Regions from separate parts of the Homo sapiens genome. Here regions 2 and 3 are each linked to region 1. A link is an interaction called in ENCODE POLR2A ChIA-PET data of the cell type or tissue named here. Cell type or tissue: OCI-LY7. All regions are shown on one strand. Region 1 overlaps DLGAP1 (DLG associated protein 1). Region 2 overlaps DLGAP1 (DLG associated protein 1). Region 3 overlaps DLGAP1 (DLG associated protein 1).

Evidence for each region. ChIA-PET counts read pairs that join two places held together with the same protein. Peaks named below come from ENCODE experiments on the same cell type or tissue, not always from the same donor. Only the 100,000 strongest peaks of a DNase experiment are listed, where the experiment ranks them.
Region 2: POLR2A ChIA-PET joins it to region 1 with 5 read pairs; 2 of 35 experiments call an interaction of 5 or more read pairs at or near these places.
Region 3: POLR2A ChIA-PET joins it to region 1 with 7 read pairs; 2 of 35 experiments call an interaction of 5 or more read pairs at or near these places.

The regions. Positions count from the first base shown.
Region 1 is chr18:3,659,379-3,661,878 of GRCh38, reverse strand. All of the region lies in intron 7 of DLGAP1 (DLG associated protein 1), which reads left to right. Among named protein-coding and RNA genes, the nearest start is that of DLGAP1-AS6, 7.6 kb to the right of the region's middle. In OCI-LY7, no CTCF peak of the experiment used is centred here; DNase peaks (open chromatin) are centred at 528 and 948; H3K4me3 peaks cover 1,671 bases; H3K27ac peaks cover 2,500 bases.
Region 2 is chr18:3,941,616-3,944,115 of GRCh38, reverse strand. The region is part of intron 3 of DLGAP1 (DLG associated protein 1); the gene reads left to right. Among named protein-coding and RNA genes, the nearest start is that of DLGAP1-AS4, 19 kb to the left of the region's middle. In OCI-LY7, no CTCF peak of the experiment used is centred here; no DNase peak of the experiment used is centred here.
Region 3 is chr18:3,723,906-3,726,405 of GRCh38, reverse strand. The region is part of intron 7 of DLGAP1 (DLG associated protein 1); the gene reads left to right. Among named protein-coding and RNA genes, the nearest start is that of DLGAP1-AS6, 72 kb to the right of the region's middle. In OCI-LY7, no CTCF peak of the experiment used is centred here; a DNase peak (open chromatin) is centred at 1,065.

The DNA of each region.
Region 1 (2,500 bases):
CGGGAGCAGTGGCTAACTCCTGTAATCCTAGCACTTTGGGAGGCCAAGATGAGCGGATTGCCTGAGCTCAGGAGTTCGAGACCAGCCTGAGCAACATGGTGAAACCCCATCTCTGCTAAAATACAAAAAAAAAAATCATCCAGGCATGGTGGCAGGCGCCTGTAATCCCAGCTACGTGGGAGGCTGAGGCATGAGAATTGCTTGAACCCAGGAGGCGGAGGTTGCAGTGAGCCAAGGCCGTGCCACTGCACTCCAGCCTGGGCAACAAAGTGAAACTCTGTCTCAAAAAAAAAAAAAAAAAAAAAAAGACCTTACAGCTTCTTCCCTCTGCCTAAACTTGACACTTAGGCTCAGCTGATGTTTATGAGTGTCTGCATGTGGCCTTTCCATCAGGACCGTCTCAGGACTTGTAACCTGCTGTCTCAGGCTTCCCGGAGGGAGTGGTCCATGACACCAGAGGGGAAGCTGCCTGTTTCATGAGATCTGGGCAGACAGCATCATTTCCTCTGTATTCTAATGGTCAAAGCAGCCACAGAGCTTACCCAGATTCAAGGAGAGGAGACATAGCCTCCACCTGTCTGTGGGAGGAGTGTGGAAGAATTTGTGGCCATTTTTATTCACCTATAAGTGACATCATAGAGGGTTTTGCAGTCATGTTAAGGCTTTTTGTCTTAAGAATTTCACTGGGCACTCTGGTACATGCCGATAATCTCAGCTACTTGGAAGTCTGAGGCAGGAGGATCACTTGAGCACAGCAGTTTGAGACCAGCCTAAGAAACATAGTGAAACTTCATCTAAAAAATAAATGAATAAAATAAGAGTTGGAAGGCTGTCACATGATCTTTTGAAAAAGTCTCTCCACCTGCAGCATGGGAATAACTTAGAAAAAGGATATTAAAGGCTGAAGTTCTTTTTTAGTTCCTCTTTCTCTATTGTGCCTTATCATACAGTTTCCTGTGAACATTGCTGTCATAATTTGGCCCAGGGTGATGACAGTTGAGACAAGAGAACTGCAGATTATTGAGGTATTTGAATATAAAGTTAGTTAACTAATATTTCTTGAAGTCCATTTAGGGCGTAATTTTGTCTCCAAGTAGCCAATAAACTTACTTGTCAGATACCTTGCCAATATTGGAACCCTAAAACACCTAAATATTTACTGCAAGTTATATGTATTCACTCTGCACATAGATTTTGACTAACTCCCTATAAAGAACAGCCTCTGAGTAGAAATAGACAGTGGTCAATATAATGAAATCTCAGTACTCAGCTCAATAACATCCATAATTGAAATAACGTATTTGAAGTACATTTGCTGGGATTGATAAGATCCTCCTTGAGGATACTCGGGAATGATCACCTTTTCATTCAGTAAATATTTTTTGTGTGTTTGCTCTATGCTACAAATTTCTGGGCAGAGGAGTTACAGCAGCAAACAAAACAGACCAGGTTCCTGCTCTCCTTCTGATTATATTCTAATGAGGAGGACAGAGGTAAACAAGGACGCAGATGTGAAATCAATGAGATAACTGCAAACAGTGAAAAGTGCTATTTTTAAAAAATAAAAGAAAGCCAGTTGTGGTGACAGGTACCTGTAGTCCCTGCTACTTGGGAGTCTGAGGCTGGAGGATTGCTTGAAATCAGAAGTTCAAGGCCAGGCTGGCCAACAAAGTGAGACCCCCACCCCCAATCCTTTTAAAAAATAAAAATTAAGTAAACAAATAAATAAATAAGAGCAATGGGATAGAGTTATTTCTGGCCTGCTCTAAATATAGTAATCAAGGAAGACTCTCTGAGGAAGTTATATTTGAAGTCAAATGTGAACAAAAGAAAAGAGCTGGTTATAGGAAGATTGGGCAGTTTAGGGCAGCAGGCAAGAGGGAGCGAGCCGCAAGTACACCAGCCAAGGGCAGAAAGGAAATAGCATTGCAAAGCACAGAAAGAAACCATGTGGCTAATGGGTCCGGAATAAGGGGAAAAGTCATGTGAGATGAAGTAGAAGAAATAGGGAAATAGGCCGGGCGCGGTGGCTCATGCGTGTAATCCCAGCACTTTGGGAGGCCGAGGCAGGCGGATCATGAGGTCAAGAGATCAAGACCATCCTGGCCAACATGGTGAAACCCTGTCTCTACTAAAAATACGAAACTTAGCTGGGTGTGGTCAGGCGTGCCTGTAGTCCCAGCTACTCGGGACGCTGAGGTAGGAGAATCGCTTGAAGCTGGGAGGCGGAGGTTGCAGTGAGCCGAGATTGCACCACTGCACTCCAGCCTGGGCGACAGAGGGAGATTCTGTCTCAAAAAATAAGAAAAAAAAAAAAAGATATTGAGCTGAGAGAAAAACAGTTGAGTTTGTTTTTTGTTGTTGTTTTCAATTGTATTTTCAAACACTTCTGCAGACTATGAAAAAGAAACCGGGGGTGGGGGCGGCGGGGGGTGGTAGCATCCGTGTGTGTGTGTGTGTGTGTGTGTGTGTGTGTGTGTGTGTATAAATGTATGTGTTA
Region 2 (2,500 bases), 280 kb before region 1:
CGTCCTATGGGTACAGAAGTGATGAAATGTGCACGAGAGACTGGAATCATTTCTTAGAGCTGCCATTAAAAAGTACCACATACTGAGTGGCTTAAACAACAGAAATTTATTTCCTTATGTTCTGAAGGCTGGAAGTCCAAGATCAAGGCGTTCACAGGGTTGAGTTGTTCTGAGACTTCTCTTCTTGACTTGCAGGTGGCTGTCTTTTTCCTCTGTCCTCACATGGTCCTCCCTGTGTGTCTGTGTCCTAATCTCCTCTTCTTCTAAGGAAGCCAGTCATGTTGGATTAGGGCCCACCCATAGGACCTCATCTGAACCTAATTGCCTCTTTAAATGCCCTATCTCCAAATACAGTACAGTCACATTCCGAGACACTGGGGGTTAGGAATTCAACTTAGGAATTTGGAAAGGACACAAACCCAAATAGATGGTCTCATTTAGAAAGAAAAAATGAATTATAGGCTGTTTTATTTTAATTTGGGTTTCTTTTTCATGCCAGTTTTTCTCAGGTATGCTTGATACTCTCTGAGTTATCTCCCCTTTCCAATGACTGACCAGTTCTACCGATTTGCAAATTCATAAAAGGAGTAATCTGGTGTTAGGCCCAGACCATTTCCTAGCAGTGATGTTCTTTTCCTCATGCCAGAAAAAAAAAAAAAAAAAACCCTCTCTTTCACAGTAGATAATCCTCCATCTTTGCAGTTTATCACCTTAAAAACCTTGACATGAATAAGCTCTTTGATGATACCAAAATAAAAATAGTCTTTTATAAATAAGTCAGCAAAGCCTGGCGATCTGTGAAGGCAGACTTCCAAACATCCAAGCGAAGTTTGTTGTTCCTTTTTCCCTTTCTTCTTTCAAAAACAGTTATTTGTCAATTTAACCTCCTTGATCCATGGAAAATGACAGAGGCGTGCAGATTCAGAAAGGGAAGACAATAAGAGCAGGTGAAGTTGAAGATAGGAGATTGATGCCAGGGAACTAAATAACCAGAAAAGACATGTGAAATAGAGAACCGAATGGAGAGCACAAAGAAAATGGTAACCAATTTTCTCTGAAAGTGAAAGGTAAAGAAAGCTGAAGATGAAACTACCTATTTATTTTTAATAGCTGCATCAAGAGATTGCTTAGGTGGAAAAAAAAAAACAAAAATGTTGCTGGTTCTGATTATCATCCTCAGGCTGAATCCACCCCACCTGGTGTCCCAGCTCCAAAATTCTACCCAAATCGTTACTCCCGTACCCAAACCCTAGACGGTATATCCATAGCAGAAAAAAAATGCATCTTCATAGTTTGAACAAAACAAATAATTTTTGGAAACATTTTTCAATTCAAGAAACATTTACTGTTTAGTAAGTGTTAGGTACTGTTCAAAATGAATTTCTGCCCTCCAGGAAAGCAAAAGCCCAGAACAGATTAAAGGTTTCTGGTCTTAACTCCAGCTCCAGGCTGGCTTGGCTCACTGTGAAGGGGCAGATGCACTTTATCCTGTTCAGTTTTTTCCATTCTATTTGGACGGATGGGAGACCAAGTTACTGCAGCCCTTCCTAAGACAAATTTGGTTGGCACAAATTCAGATGCCATCGCTTTGTTGATCCTTCCTAGAACTTACTTACTAGTCTGAATACAATTTCCCAAGATCATCTCCTCTGTCACCAGGACCTGGAAAACGTATTCTGAAGCTTTCCCCTCCGAGGCTGGAGGTCCTGTAATACAGAGGTGGAAAGCTCCGACTGTGCAGTCAGACGCCTGCCTTCCGACACCAGCAGTTTTAGTTTCAACAACTTAGACACATGATTGAACCTCTCTTTCAGCCTGTTTCCTCATTCATAAATTGGAAGATAGCAACACTCAGAGGGCTGTTGTGGGAACATACTGGAAACATGCATGTAAATCCCTAGGCACAGTGCCTGGCTTATAGTGAAGGCTCTTCATAAATACTAACTTCTAGAAAATGAGGCTCATTAGCTCACTTCAGGTCACAAAGTTGGGATGAAACAGGACCACTACCTAAATCCAAAACCCATGATCTTCACTATACATGTTGTCTCTCTCCTAAGAAAGACCTGGTGATTGTCTTTGTCTAATTTTCATCATCATCTCAAATTTCCCCTCAGATGATTAAAGACCTATAATTCTTTGGGAGGCTGAGGTGAGAGGATCTGCTTGAGCCCAGATGTTCAAGACTAGCCTGGGCAATGTAGTGAGGCCCTGTCTTTACAAAAAATTTAAAAAATTAGCCAGGCATGCTGGCATGAGCCTGCAGTCCCAACTACTTGGGAGGCTGAGTTGGGAGGACCACATGCGCCTGGGAGGTGGAGGCTGCAGTGAACTGTGATCATGCCATTGCACTCCACCCTGAGTGACAAGGCAAGACCCTGTCTCAAAAATAAGGACTTATAATTACAATATAATGTTATGTACCTTTTCCAGAAAAAAATGTTTTTATATTACAAAAAATATTAAGTTCTGTTATTGCTAATGAGGTGATGACTGTTAT
Region 3 (2,500 bases), 65 kb before region 1:
CAATACTGTCATATTCATTTTCTTCCTGTAGTTTCCTTTTTACATTGAATCAAGTATAATTTCCTGTAGAAAAATGCAGAAAATTGATTTTCTTACAGGACCTAATAATTTTTGAAAGAATACACTCATCTATGAAAATTGAGAAATGACTTTGCTCTAATTTTATTGATTTCCCCACATGCACGGGTCAGATGCACATCTCGGTTTAGTAGGACTTGATGTAGATTTGTCCTTTTCTCTCTTCCTTTGCTCATTATTTTCAGATACTCACAACAGATGTTGTTTTTCCTAAACTTACCCTTTGTCCTAAAAAAATTCCTCATTTTGTCAACTGCACTTATTAGGTAGAACTTCTCTCCACAGCAATCCACATTCTAAATCTTTGACATTCGGGTCAGCCCATTTTAATTGCTCACATTTTCAGCAAAATATGCTATTAAATCTTTCTCTTCCAGCCTTGTTCTTTATTCGTATTCATAAAATGAAATCACAGACAAGAGTCTGATGCCACAAGAGAGAATTATGAAGATGGGCTCAGCTCTAGGTGGCTGCAGGGATCCTCTAGGTATTAGTAGGTGAGCAAGGATGAATGGAGATACCTCAGCAAATCAGGAAAAATTAAGGATGAAGTTACGGAACTTAAAGTTATGCTTCCTTGGGCTTATTGACTTCTTGGCTTGTCTAACTATGGTAGAATCTTAGGTTCTTTCAGCCTGTAATCTACTTCAAGCACCCAGATTTCTCTCCATCCAATAGACTCAACAAGTTTTCATATAAACCACAGTGCCTGGGACTATTAGATTAATATTAGAGGAGGAAATATTAGAGCAGTTAATATTACAGTAGGAATATCAGGGTAGGAAAGTAGAATGCAAACATGATTCAGTTAATATCATGACTGAAAAAACAAGAACCCTTGCCTCAATCATCTAAAATATTTCAGGTAACAGTAGAACTTGATGCTGGAAATACACCCAGACCTCCACTTCAGAGGATTGGATTAAACCTGCCTCTGAAGGAATATACCAATGCAATTCTATGTGTTTAAGGGGAAGTTTTTGTTTTACTTCCTGTGCTGAATATTTCCTAGGACCTATCAAAAGGCATTATCACATTGTAGCTAGGCAGACTTGTATCTGGTGATACCAATAGTCTAAATAGGCAGAAACATTGTCTAATAATCATATGTGGTGATCTAATTATTGTCTAATAATCACACATCCGGCCAAATACAGGCACACACTCGTAAATGTACAGAAAAAACTTCAAAAAGGACACAAAGTAAATCATTTGCAGTGGTTTCCCAGAAAGTAGTAGGTGGGGAGAGGCAGATGGTAAAGAGATAGGGAGGTATTAAAAATAAGTATTTAAGACTTTTTGTGATTTTAATGCCAAATATAACATTTGAATAGAAATAATGCTCCTTGACAGAAGTAGGCAAGCTATCATGATATATATTCTCTGGTGGGTTTTTCTGTTTGGTTGGGTTTTTTTTTTTTTTGAGACAGAGTTTCCCTGTGTCACCTAGGCTGGAGTGCAGTGGTATGATTATAACTTACTGCAGCCTCCAGCTCCTGGACTGCGATCCTCCACCTCAGCCTCCTGAACTCAGGTAGCTGGGAATACAGGTGCACATCACCACGCCTGGCTAATTTTTTTTTCATTTTTTGAGATGGGATCTTGCTCTGTCACCCAGGCTGGAGTGCAATGGTGCAATCATGGCTCACTGCAACCTCCGCCTCAAGTGATCCTCCCACCTCAGCCTCCTGAGTAGCTGGGATTACAGGCACATGCCACCACACCCGGATAATTTTTTGTATTTTTGGTAGAGATGGGGTTTCACCATGTTGGCCAGGCTGGTCTCAAACTCCTGGGCTCCAGTGATCCACCCGCCTTGGCCTCCCAAAGTTCTGAGATTACAGGCATGAGCCACCACACCCAACAGATTCTCTGGTCTTTTAAGAAAATTCTTCACTTTGAAATTCCAAAGAAGCTTTGTGTAGCAATAATACAAGTTTTATAAAGAGTAAATAGGTTCATTTGCCACACTGTTACTCTTAAAGTTTGGCCTGTGTGCTATATTTTGCTCTGTTGCCCAGGCTGCAGTGCAGTGGTGTGATTATGGCTCACTGCAGCCTTAACCTCCCAGACCCAAGTGATCCTCTCACCTCAACCTCTAGAGTAGCTGGGACCACAGGCACATGCCACTGTGCCCGGCTAATTTTTAAAAAACAATTTGTAGAGGTAGAGACGAAGACTTGCTATGTTGCTCAGGCTGGTCTCAAACTCCAGAGTTCAAGTGATCCTCCCACCTCAACATCCCAAAGTGCTAGGATTACAGGTGTGAGCCACTATGCCCCACCAATACTCTAATTCTCTTATTAGAGGAATTTATTAAACAATGATGGAGTTGAACTGTTCTCCTCTCCTTCACATAGTTCAGGAAGGGGAGTAAGAACCTAGGGTACAGTGTCCCCCATGGGAAAGCAGTGCTTACCCT